Regions from separate parts of the Homo sapiens genome. Here regions 1, 3 and 4 are each linked to region 2. The links are chromatin contacts, found by Hi-C or POLR2A ChIA-PET in ENCODE. All regions are on one chromosome and are shown on one strand. Each heading gives the region's core, a stretch centred on a gene start or an enhancer-like site at or near the end of the contact. The rest is flanking DNA. Distances are from core to core; before and after follow the strand shown.

The links. Hi-C counts contacts between places; a loop is a spot of excess contacts on that map. ChIA-PET counts read pairs that join two places held with the same protein, here RNA polymerase II (POLR2A). Pooled maps may share reads with other maps.
Region 1: a map with no recorded cell type shows a loop between it and region 2 (4-fold over the local background). The contact joins two enhancer-like sites. A Hi-C loop is called at or near these places in 37 of 168 maps with a recorded cell type or tissue (A673, B cell, CD4-positive, alpha-beta T cell and 24 more), 32 of 37 single-sample maps with no recorded cell type and 41 of 50 pooled maps. POLR2A ChIA-PET finds 5 or more read pairs at or near these places in 4 of 52 experiments (B cell, GM12878, RWPE1 and 1 more).
Region 3: a pooled map of heart right ventricle shows a loop between it and region 2 (2.6-fold over the local background). The contact joins two enhancer-like sites. A Hi-C loop is called at or near these places in 1 of 168 maps with a recorded cell type or tissue (PC-3) and 11 of 50 pooled maps. POLR2A ChIA-PET finds 5 or more read pairs at or near these places in 1 of 52 experiments (AG04450).
Region 4: a pooled map shows a loop between it and region 2 (2.4-fold over the local background). The contact joins two enhancer-like sites. A Hi-C loop is called at or near these places in 10 of 50 pooled maps. POLR2A ChIA-PET finds 5 or more read pairs at or near these places in 2 of 52 experiments (H1 and PC-9).

The regions. Positions count from the first base shown.
Region 1 is chr10:73,893,172-73,895,975 of GRCh38, forward strand. No RefSeq gene overlaps it. Among named protein-coding and RNA genes, the nearest start is that of PLAU, 17 kb to the right of the region's middle. Within about 2 kb of position 1,525, at least 4 of the 41 ENCODE cell types and tissues checked have a DNase peak (open chromatin) inside an H3K27ac peak, as active enhancers do; they include endothelial cell of umbilical vein, where a contact is called at or near this core.
Region 2 is chr10:74,236,673-74,239,659 of GRCh38, forward strand. The region is part of intron 3 of ADK (adenosine kinase); the gene reads left to right. LOC124902456 (a long non-coding RNA gene) reads left to right here. Exons shown (of 2, transcript XR_007062198.1): 1 at 1-2,987. Among named protein-coding and RNA genes, the nearest start is that of ADK, 87 kb to the left of the region's middle. Within about 2 kb of position 1,684, at least 6 of the 41 ENCODE cell types and tissues checked have a DNase peak (open chromatin) inside an H3K27ac peak, as active enhancers do; they include endothelial cell of umbilical vein, where a contact is called at or near this core.
Region 3 is chr10:73,847,953-73,851,057 of GRCh38, forward strand. It overlaps CAMK2G (calcium/calmodulin dependent protein kinase II gamma), which reads right to left. Exons shown (of 23, transcript NM_001367534.1): 6 at 1,309-1,381; 7 at 1,061-1,163; 8 at 574-657; 9 at 36-130. Among named protein-coding and RNA genes, the nearest start is that of CAMK2G, 25 kb to the right of the region's middle. Within about 2 kb of position 1,264, at least 16 of the 41 ENCODE cell types and tissues checked have a DNase peak (open chromatin) inside an H3K27ac peak, as active enhancers do.
Region 4 is chr10:73,955,087-73,958,155 of GRCh38, forward strand. No RefSeq gene overlaps it. Among named protein-coding and RNA genes, the nearest start is that of C10orf55, 34 kb to the left of the region's middle. RefSeq lists enhancers at 1,535-1,634, 1,822-2,329. Within about 2 kb of position 1,590, at least 22 of the 41 ENCODE cell types and tissues checked have a DNase peak (open chromatin) inside an H3K27ac peak, as active enhancers do.

The DNA.
Region 1 (2,804 bases), core at 275-2,774, 340 kb before region 2:
AGGTTATGGGCTTGCCTTTATCATTGCTGGATCCCCAGAGTCTAGCACAGTGCTGGACACATAGTAAGTACTCAGTACATCTTGGGTTGATGGATAAATGATGCTAGGTGGATGACGGATAATGGATGATGGATGGAAGAGGGATGGTCAGAGCCATGAGGACCAGCACAGTGCAGGATGTCCCTGGAGATAGGCTAATACTTGATCCGACTTAACTACTGGGGGTGGGGAAGAAGGATGAAGGAAATGAGATGGTTGCACTACTCCAATGGAACGGACTTGCCAAAGGCCTGTACTTTTGCAGATCTCCAAGGATTTTTTAAATCCCACGCTCTACTTTCCCCCAAACTAAGATCATCGGATTAGAGCCTTAACCAAGGCAGTGTAGCCGCCGCTGAGTCACTACACAGTCCTACTGTACCCCCTCGGGGCTCAGACAGTGGGCACCTCCCAGTTTGGATTCCTATCCTGACCCAAAAACCCCACCCAACTCCCTGCTGTGACCTTGCTCCTTATACTTTCCCTGTCCTCGCCCAAAGCTTTGTTTGACCCCAGTGCCAACCCTGATCTTGATCACAATTGCTTTTACAGCCCTGGTGCCGATCCCAGCAATCCCAACCTTGATTCCCATATATACATATTTTAAAAAAATGTTTGGAGACTGGATCTTGCTATGTTGCCCAGGCCAGTTTCAAACTCCTGTCCTCAAGTGATCCTCCTGCCTCAACCTCCTGAGTAGCTGGGACTACAGATGTGCCACCATGCCTGGCTTTGATTCCCATCTTGACCCTAACCTTGGCCCAGGTATGTCTTTGCTTCTGATCCTGAGTACCTTGTACATCTGTGCATCTATGCCTTTTTTTATTATTAGTTTTGGCTATTTATAAAGCTTTTGCACACATTATTTCATTTGACATTTACAACTTTACATAATCATCCTATCTTACACACGAGAAAACTGAGACTTGTGAAAAATGCCTAAGGCCACACAGCTAGTAAATGGGGGAAACTAGATCAGATTCAGGTCTTCCAGCTTTAAATCCAGCACTACAGGAGCCTGGGTGGCTGAAGCTCCCCATATAGGTCTCCGTTGCCCTTGTGAAGCCATGAGTTCAAAACCAGCATGGGTAACAGAGTGAGCAAAACAAAGGATCTCGGGGTTCTAATAGTAGTGGTGATAACAATAACCTTAGCTTACTGGGGAATTCCCTCATGACAAGCAGAGTGCCAAGAAGCTCTTCATGCACCAGCTATCTTATCCCCACAGCAATGCTATGGAGCTTGATAGCCCCATCTCACAGAGGAAACCATGGCTTATGGAGGTTAACGGCTTATGTGTTTAAGGTAGCACAGCTAACAAGAGTTTGAGCCAGAGTTTCAACCCAAGTCTCTCTGACTTTAATTGCAGTTCACTCCAATCTTTATAAAGAAATGAGATGGGGCAACAGGAAGCAGCTGGAGCCCAGTCTTCTAACCATGGGCCCGCCATACCTTTTGAGCTGTAGTGCCAAATTCCAGGGTATTGTGTTTGATCACCAAAACTGGGTTAAAAATGAGTCAAGCCTTGGCAGAACTGACTCACTGTGGTGTCTGTCAGCTCTAAAAGGAGACAGGAAGCCTCAGAGGGCAACTGCGGACTGACCAGTGGCCAGTGGAAGAAGGTCTCAGAAGCATCCTACCGCAAACCCTGTGGGTGATAAACACAGAAATCCATGTGCCTGCCAAAGAAAAAAAGACTCAGACTCAAAGTTCATTTTTAAAATTAGACCTGCCAGTCCCCATTTCTTTCTCCATACTCAATGTTAAATTGTATTAGATGTGATATTATTGTGGTTATTTATGAGAAAATTTTTGTTCTTAACAGATATAAACTGAAGTGTTTGGGGTGAAGTGTCTCAATGTCTTGCTTTCAAATTGCTAAAGAAAAAATAATTAAAATGAGGTGCATACACATGGCCACCCCGTGTGGAGGGGGCAGGAGACAGAGAAGGCAATTATGAAGAAAGGTGAAAATTGTCAGCCCTATCCGTAGCAGAACTCCATTTGAGTCAACTTCTCTTTCTTTCTTTTTTTTTTTTTTTGAGACGGAGTCTCACTCTGTCCCCCAGACTGGAATGCAGTGGTGCAATCTCGGCTCACTGCAAGCTCCACCTCCCGGGTTCACGCCATTCTCCTGGCTCAGCCTCCCAAGTAGCTGGGACTACAGGCGCCCGCCACCACGCCCGGCTAATATTTTGCATTTTTAGTAGAGACAGGGTTTCACCGTGTTAGCCAGGATAGTCTCGATCTCCTGACCTCGTGATCCACCCGCCTTGGCCTCCCAAAGTGCTAGGATTACAGGTGTGAGCCATAGTGCCCAGCTGGGTCAACTTCTCTTTCATCTCTAACACTCACACTTGATCCTTGTCCCTTGCCAGCAGGTTCTTTATCTCCATCCCAGTCCCCACCCCCATCTCAGTTCACATCACTGAATGTCGTTGCTGCTGTCTTCTCACGTCTCTGAGTCTCAGTCTCAGAGTCTGCTAGATCCTTCTGTTGTGGGATCCTTTTGTTTTGGGTAACTTTTTTTGTAGCAAAATATATCAACATAAAATTTACCATTTTATTTTATTTTATTTTATTTTTATTTTTTGAGATGAAGTCTCAGGCACTGTTGCCCAGGCTGGAGCATAGTGGCACCATCTTGACTCACTGCAACGTCTGCCTCCCAGGTTCAAGAGATTCTCCTGCCTCAGCCTCCCAAGTAGCTGGAATTACAGGCATCCACCACCATGCTTGGCTAATTTTTGTATTTTTAGTAGATA
Region 2 (2,987 bases), core at 434-2,933:
ATATTGGGGGTTTGGTTCTAGACTATCACAATAAAGTGAATATCACAATAAAGAGAAATACATGAAGATTATATTCCCCAGTGCATATAAAAGTTGTGGTGATATCACACTGTAATCTATTGTATACAATAACATTGTGTATAAAAAATGTATATGCCTTAATTTAATGTAATCTATTGTATACAATAACATTGTATATAAAAATGTATATTCCTTAATCCATAAAAATACTTTATGGATGAAAATGCTAACAATCATCTGAGCCTTTAGCAAGTTACAATCATTTTGCTGGTGGAGGGTCTTGCCTCAGTGTTGATGGCTACTGACTGATCAGGATGTTGGTTGCTGAAGGTTGGAGTGTCTGTGGCAATTTCTTAAAATAAGACAATAATGAAGTTTGCTGTGTCAGAGCCTTCCTTTCATGAAAAATTTCTCTGTAATATGCAATGCTGTCTGATAGCATGTTACCCACAGTAGAATTTGGAAAATTGGAGTCAGTCCTCTCAAACCATGCTGTTACTTTATCAACTTAAGTTTATGGAATATTCAAAATTCTTTGTTGTCATTTCAGCAGTGTTCACAGCATCTTCACCAGGAGTACATTCCATCTTAGGAAACCACTTTTTTTGCTCATCTATAAGAAGCAACTCCCTGTCCATTCAAGTTTTATCATGAGATTGCAACATTTCAGTATCCATCTTCAGGCTCCACTTCCAATTCTAGTTCTCTTGCTATTTCTACCACATCTGCAGTGACTTCTTCCCTGAAGTCTTGAAGCGCTCAAAGTCATCCACAAGGGCTGGAATTCACTTCTTCCAAACTCCTGTTAATGTTGATGTTTTGACCTCCTCCCATGAATCACGAATGTTCTTAATGGCATCTAGAATGATGAATACGTTGCAGGAGGTTTTCATTTTAGTTTGTCTGATCCATCAGAGGAATCACGGTCTATGGCAGCTATAGTCTTGCAAAATATATTTCTTAAATAATAAGACTTGAAAGTCAAAATTACTTCTTGATTTGGGGGTTGCAGAATGAATGTTGTATTAGCAGCCATGAAAACAGCATTCATCTCCTTATACATCTCCATCAGAGCACTTGGGTGACTGGGTGCATCATCAATGAGCAGAAATATTTTAAAAGGGGCCAGGCATGGTGGCTCATGTCTGTAATTCCAGGACTTTGGGAGACTGAGGCAGGCAGATCACCTGAGGTCGGGAGTTCGAGACCAGCCTGACCAACAGGGAGAAACCCCGTCTCTACTAAGAATAGAAAATTAGGTGTGGCAGTGCATGCCTGTAATCCCAGCTACTCGGGAGGCTGAGGTAGGAGAATCGCTTGAACCCAGGAGGCGGAGGTCATGGTGAGCCAAGATTGCACCATTGCACTCCAGCCTGGGCAACAAGAGTGAAACTCCATCTCAAAAAAATAAAAGCCTAGCCTCCCAAAGTGCCAGGATTACAGGCATGAGCCACCGCGCCTGTCTGTCCGCCCGTCTTCTTTTTTAAGAGCAAGAAAAGGTTTCCCAGAAGTACTCTGGTAGATTCTTATCACACACACATTCCTAAACCAGTTACTGGCAAAGAAAATAGAATTATCATGATTAATTAGCATATTCTGAAGTACATGCTTCCTTATAACTGAACAAAAATTAGAGCTCCACTGGCAACGCGGAAATGGCTGTTGACTTGGCAACTAATAGTGAATTGCTCACAATGTTTAAGTGAAATGGCCTGTCAGATTTCCTGGGAACACAGGAACCAGGGCCAGACTTAGAAACGGCCTCAGTAAGAGGTTTTCTAAAACTATTTTCTGGTATCGTAATTATTCCTAATTACCTTGTGCACTAAAAAAATTTAAAAATTTTAAATTTAGAATTTTAAACACATTTCCTGACAGTAACCAAGATATAAAAATGTGTAAAATTGAGTGAATATATTTTAAAGCATGGAAGATTTGTGTTACCCTCAGACTTGAAAGGGAACCTGCAAAGTTATGGTCTCATGGGAAATATTGTTTCTTTTTGCCTTGACATAATTTTCAGGCTCTTTGGTTTTATTCTAAGCAACCCAGCAGGGCACCTTTAAAAAGAAACAAACAAAATTACTGTCTCTAAACCAAAGAAGATAGAAAAATACATTCAGGAGAATAGTATACATTGAAAACTGCCACTTTAGCTAGTGCTTTTTTTTTTTTTTTTTTTTTTTTAAGACGGAGTCTCGCTCTGTTCCAGGCTGGAGTGTAGTGGTGCGATCTCAGCTCACTGCAACCTCCACCTTCCAGTTTCAAATGATACTTATGCCTCAGCCTCCTGAGTAGCTGGGATTACAGGGGCCAGCCACCATGCCCAGCTAATTTTTTCATATTTTTAGTAGAGAGTACTTTTTAACTGAGAAGAGATGCTGTAAAGTTTTAGGAAATCACAGTGGGGACAGTAGTCATACTTCTACTTTCTTCTGAATATAATATTGTTTCTTTTTTCTCCTGCAGTTACTTATTTTTTTTTTCTTTTTGCTTTAAGGCTTGGTAGTTCTGAGAATTTTAGATTCAGTTATAATCGAATGTAACTATCAACACATGTTATGGAGTAGTATAAATTGTTACTTGATGTTTGGAGTTGTTTTACTCAGTCACTCAGCAAAGGTAAGATTAGATCTCCGTTAGATGAAAAGTATTATCTCTTATGCAAAGAGACATTGGTTAGCTCTGGATGAAGACAATGGCTATGGGGTCAGTCAACCTTGTAGAAAGAATAGGCTAGGCACAGTGGCTCATGCCTGTAATCCCACCACTTTGGGGTGGTCGAAGCCAGTGGATCACTTGAGCCCAGCAGTTCGAGACCAAACTCGGCAACATAGTGAGAGCCCCCTCTCTACAAAAAATTTGAAAATTAGCCAGGGCATGGTGGTGTGTACCTCTGGTACTAGCTATCAGGAGGCTGAGGTGGGAGGATCTCTTGACCTGGGGAGGTTGAGTCTGCATGCAGT
Region 3 (3,105 bases), core at 14-2,513, 390 kb before region 2:
TTCCTGGCCTGGCTGCCCGGCTCTCTGGTCCTTACATCATAGGCTCCAGCCTTGATCTGCTGATACAGCTTGTGCTGATCCTCATCCCAGAAGGGAGGATAGCCCACCAGGAGGATATACAGGATGACCCCTACGAGACAGAACACACAGGTCATGGGGGTCAGTCGCCTACTTCCCTGAGGAACCAAGAAAAACCATGCAGGGCTCAGAGCCACCTAGAAAGGCAGGGGCCATACCAGAGTCAGAAGTGGATGCCAGCCGATAATGCTATGCTACCAGCCCCTCCTGCTATGCCTCACACTTCACGTCACCAAGTCACACCAGGGATTTCTTTAGGCACAACCCATCCTCTAAGGCGTGGGCAAATCCCTCTCCAAGAAGGATACAATGTCATCCCAGAAGTACGCAGGGAGGAGGGTGTGATGGGAACAGCCATCCCAGGGGCAAACACCATAATTTCACATACACCAGGCACGTGTGTGACCTGCAAGGAATAGCGATGCCTCTTTCTTGCCATCATCGGAAGTTGAGGGCCCTTAACAGCGAAAAGCTGAGAGCGTGGAATGGGCTTACCGCAGGCCCAGATATCCACAGGTTTTCCATAGGGATCTTTCCTCAAGACCTCAGGGGACAAGTAACCTGGGGTGCCAGCAAAACCTGTAGCAAAAGAGAGGGCAGAGGCATACTGAACCCACTTTCTCTCTCGTTAAATCCACACCAGCCATTTCCCCCAAGTCCCATCTTATTCCTGCTGCTTTTGCTACATAAACTCTCAGCACATGGGCAGCAAGAGCTGACAGGCTGGGCTTCTTGTAGCGCCTGGAATCTGAACCAGACGGCAAAGCCGTATGCCTACCAGGAACTCCAGCTCCTTCCCACAGGCAGCAAGAAAGCAGTGCTGACAACAGCTAGACTTACTGTACTGAGTCGCGTACGGCCAAGAGAGATCTCGGAGGCCAGGACCATTAAGGGTCTGGCTTCTAGTTCTAATAGAGGAAGGCAGATCAGGAAGAGGAGGAAGGGCGGGGGCTGCATTCCGGGAAGACAGGATCACCCTTACCAAACCAAGCCTGCTGCTCTCCCTGTACTTCGATGGCTAGGCCAAAATCAGCCAGCTTGACGGCGGCACCCTTGCATTTACTCGCCAGCAGCAGGTTCTCAGGCTGCAGAAGAAACACAGAGAACCTTGTGAGCACCCACCCTGCAGCCCAGAGGAAGCCTAGTTTGGGCCTACGCAGTACCACTATCTGGCACCAGGTGGCGCCAACACTTCATGAGCAGAGGCACGGAGGGGAGCCTGGGTAGTACCTTCAGGTCCCTGTGGACGATGTCATGCTGGTGGATGTGGTTAACACTCTCCAGAATCTGATGTATACAGTGGCTAAAAAAGCAGAAGGAAAAGAAATGTTAGCGCAGGGTTAAACCACCTCATCCACATCCACAACCACATGCTGCAGACTAAGGCATGTGACAAGGGGCCACGGATTCACAGAGAATCACTTAACGGCCACTGGAACCTTAGACTCTGCACATCATCTTGTTCAACCTATTTAAAGAAAGAGGAAACCGAGGCCCAGGCAGATGCAATGGTTTTTCTAGGATCACCGCTAGAACGGGTTCCTCTCACCCCCTTTTGACTGGAAAGGTCTAACACAACCAACTCATTTCCAAGAGATCAGGAGACAGCCCAGAATCCTGAGGAAGAAGAGAGCATCCAATCCCTTCCTTCTTTCTCTTTCTCCATACAGTAACTTTGTTCTTGGAGAAGAAGCTTGTGCTGGCAACTTAGGAAGGAGAGTCCAACTAAACAACCTAAGCTACTTTGGCGGTGGGTGCACTCATTCATTTCCCTAAATGTTTATTGAGTGCCTAGGATAATGAAGATGGACAAGACCCAATAGCTGCCCTGAGGTCTGGCATCCAGTAAGGCAGCTAAAACAAGTACAAAGATACCTTTAAGAAACAATGTACTTAAGAGCTTCCAAACAGGGCATTTAAGGAGCACTTCTGATGATTTTGCGTAGAGAAAAAAACCCAAAGTTATTTTATTATTTTATTTTTGAGACAGGGTCTCACTCTGTTGCCTGGGTTAGAGTGCAATGTCGTGAACACAGCTCACCGCAGCCTTGACCTCCTGGGCTCAAGCAATCCTCCCACTTCAGCCTCCCCAGTAGCTGGGACCACAAGCATGAGCCACCGTGCCCAGCTAATTTTTGTATTTTTTTGTGGAGACAAGGTCTCACCATGTTGCCCAGGCTGGTCTTGAACTCCTGAGCTCAAGTGATCCACCCACCTTGGCCTCTCAGTGTTGGGATTACAGGCGTGAGCCACTGCGCCCAGCCACAGTCACACACGTAAATCAGACTGTCCACATAGCAAACCATCCTGCCATCCCTGTCATCAAACTCCTGACAGGGAGCGGGGGCAGTCTAGAGCAGTGGTTTTCAACTGGGAATGAATTTGCCGCCCGCCCCCCCCCACCGCAGGGGACATTTGGCAATGCCTAGAGAAATTTCTGGTTGTCACAACTGGAGGAGGGGTGCTCCCAGCATTTGGTGGGCAGAGGCCAAGGATGCTTCTAAATGTCTGCCACAATGCACAGGAGAGGCCTCACAACAAGGAAGTACCTGGCCTAAAACGTTAGTAGCACCAAGGCTGAGGAACTTGGCCTAGAATATAGACCCCCGTCATCAGGCACTATCTGGTATATTAAGCACATCTGCAGAGCATCCCAGTGTATGGGGCTGGGTGGCCTGGACTTACTATTCCTAAAATCTGATGCTGGGGATGCCACAAGAACCAAGGGGTCGTACTGGGTCCCTGGGGGCTGAAACTCGGGCCTCCCCATAGGACACAGCCCAAGAGTGGGCCACAGAAACTTTAAGACTGAGCTATAGAGGCGAGTCTCCACAGAGATGTATAATTAGAACAGAGCCGGGCTAGCAGGGAGCGCCTTCTGGCCAAAAATGGCAAAAGTGCGAAGTGTCCCAGCAGAGCCAGGCCAAGCCCACTGGTACAGTCACCCCCCCTCAGGGCCCCCTCCCTATAGCTCTCCCTCCTCCCCGCAGGCTCCCTGAGCCATCACTGCCTCCTCCGTCCCAGAGC
Region 4 (3,069 bases), core at 340-2,839, 280 kb before region 2:
AACTGGAAAGAAAAATCTAAGTATTCAACAGGAGGATGGATAAATAAATTGGGTGGTAGATTCATAAAACGGAATACAATTCAGCATAAAAAAGGAACATACTGCTGGTACAGCAATGTGGGAAAATCCACAGACATACTATATGGAACAGAAGAAACCACATACAAGAATATGATTCTATTTTTTCTTTTTCTTTTTTTTGGGAGACAGAGTCTAGCTCTGTTGCCCAGGCTGGAGTGCAGTGGTGCAATCTCAGCTCACTGCAACCTCTGTCTCCTGGGTTCAAGTGATTCTCATGCCTTAGCCTCCTGAGTAGCTGGCACTACAGGTGTGTGCCACCATGCCCAGCTAACTTTTTGTATTTTTGGTAGAGATGGGGTTTCACCATGTTGGCCAGGCTGGTCTCGAACTCCTGACCTCAGGCAATCTGCCTGCCTCGGCTTCCCAAAGTGTTAGGATTACAGGTGTGAGCCATCACTCCTGGACAAGAATATGATTCTATTTACACGAAGTTCGAGAATAGGTAAAATTAATCTATGAGAATAGAGGTCAGAATATTGGTTACATTGGAGGCTAGGGGGAGTGAGTATTTGCTGGAAAGGGGCATGAAGGAACTCTGGAGTGTGATAGAAATAGTCTCATTTTGATCCGGGTGGTGGCTACATGGACATAATGGTATAAGTGTATACCACATATTATGTGGACAATTATGTGGACATGGCCTAATATATTACATAGTAGGTATATGTAAGTTATAGTTCAATAAAGTACTATGTGAGAGAGAAAGGAGGAGGAGGAAGAGGAGAAAGAAAGAAAAGAAAGAAAGGAAGAAAGAAAGAGAGGGAAAGAAAGAAAGTAAAAAAAAAATCCTGATTTTGATTTTGGTTTCCAGTTCTGCCCCTGTGACCCTTGGACAATTGACAACATTTCTGAGCCCCTTTCCTCACCCATAAAATGAGGATCACAGGCCAGGCTAGGTGGCTCACACCTATAATCTCAGCAATTTGGGAGGCCAAGGCGGGAGGATTGCTCAAAGCCAGGAGTTTGAGACCAGCCTGGGCAACAAAGTGAGGCCTGTCTCAACAAAATAAAAAAATTTTTAAATTAGCCAGGTGTGGTGGCATGAGCCTATAGTCCTAGCTACTCAGGAGGCTGGGGTGGGAGGATCCCTTAAGCCCAGGAGGTGGAGGCTGCAGTGAGCCCTGATTGCCTCGTTGGACCCCAGTCTGGGCAACAGAGCAAGTCCCTGTCTCTAAAATAAAATAAAATAAATAAATAAGGGATCCTAATAGTACCTCTCTCATAGGGTGGTTTGAGAGTCAAATGAGATAATGCACAAAAATCTCCTAGCCCAAGAGCCTGAAGCACCCTAAAAGTTCGGGAAACTGTATTCTTACTGTTGGCCCCTTACCTACCATCTCCTCCACCAGGAGCTGGCCCCTGAAGCCTCACCCCAAAAGAACGGTTTCTGCCCCCGGGTTATGTCAGGTCCTTAGGTGGAACTCTGAGTCCCACATCACTAAATGCTGACATGCCCGCAGAATCCAGGAGGCTCCAGTGACTAGAAAGAAGTTTCATCAAATTTGAACAGGAAGCAGCAGTGGCAGCTGATAATCTGTGACCTGAATATAGCTATCCATTATCTCACTGTGGTTTCTGGTTTCCCTGACAGAGAAAACGCCCACAACTTTCTTAAAGTTATTCTAAACACTCAGTTCCTTGTTTGGCTTTGGCAGGATAATGTTACCCCTGGGTGCCCCTGTGCTTTGGGCTGTGGCCTCCCTGCCAGCCTGAGGCTCCAGCTCTTCAGCCAATCTGTGGGGCAACCGTCCCTTCCACTCAGAGGGCAGTGACAGGAGCAGACCAGGAAAGAGGCCGCCAGTATCTGCAGCCATTGGAAGTGGGGGGGAAAAGCAAGAAACCTTAAATACAGCATTCTTGTTCCTCTTCAAGAAACCAGCCAGGCAGGACTGACATGCCGGGAGTGAGCCACCAGCTGCTTCTCACCATCACTGGTTTCTAAATTACGCTCCATTCCCAATTGCTTCTCTCTGGTTCTGTTCTCAGGAAAGCAAATCTGCCCTCCTAGTTCCTCCACCTCCAAATGAGGAGCTGAGCCCAGGCCCAGGACACAGGTTTGGCAGAAAAGCCGTTACCTCTTGTTATTGTAAAACCCAGAGTCCAAGAGGCTCCCAGACAATAGGCAAAGTAGGCAAAGTTTGTTTTTGCCTTCTCTTCCCCAGCCAAGCCCTGCTCACTGTTGTCTACCAAAGCTTTGATGACACCGTATCACTTATCACTACATCTTCTGAATTATTCATTCTGAAGAATTCAGGATTTCTTGTGTTCCCCCTCTCAGGAGTACTTATATGTTAAGAGAAACCTTGAGATAGTAATGCTTACTTAGAGGACCATGTCTCTGACACCTGTGTTTGGTAGGGAGGGGAGGGCTTTGGGCTCTCTCTGGCCCCCTGGTGGCCACCACTTCTCTGTTAGTGCTCCAGATGGAGATATGCGGATGACATGGCATGACTTTTAAAATATATATATATATTTTTCTTTTTTTTTTTTTTTTCTGAGACGGAGTCTCGCTCTGTTGCCCAGGCTGGAGTACAGTGGTGTGATCTTGGCTCACTGCAACCTCCACCTACCGGGTTCAAGTGATTCTCCCGCCTCAGCCTCCCCAGTAGCTGGGACTACAGGTACACCACCATGCCTGGCTGATTTTTGTATTTTTAGTAGAGACGAGGTTTCTCCATGTTGGCCAGGCTGGTCTCGAACTCCTGACCTCGTGATCTGCTCACCTCGGCCTCCCAAAGTGCTGGGATTACAGGCATGAGCCACCATGGCTGGCTAGAGTTTTTTTTTTTTAATTTCCTTTTTGTTTTTTTGAGACAAGATCTCACTCTTACTCTATTGGCCAGGCTCGAGTGCAGTAGCACCATCACGGCTCACTGCAGCCTCAACCTCTAGGGCTCAGGTGATCCTCCTGCCTCAGCCTCCCAAGTAGCTGGGACTACAGGCACACACACACACTGGCTGATTTTTTTTTTGTATGTTTTGTAGAGA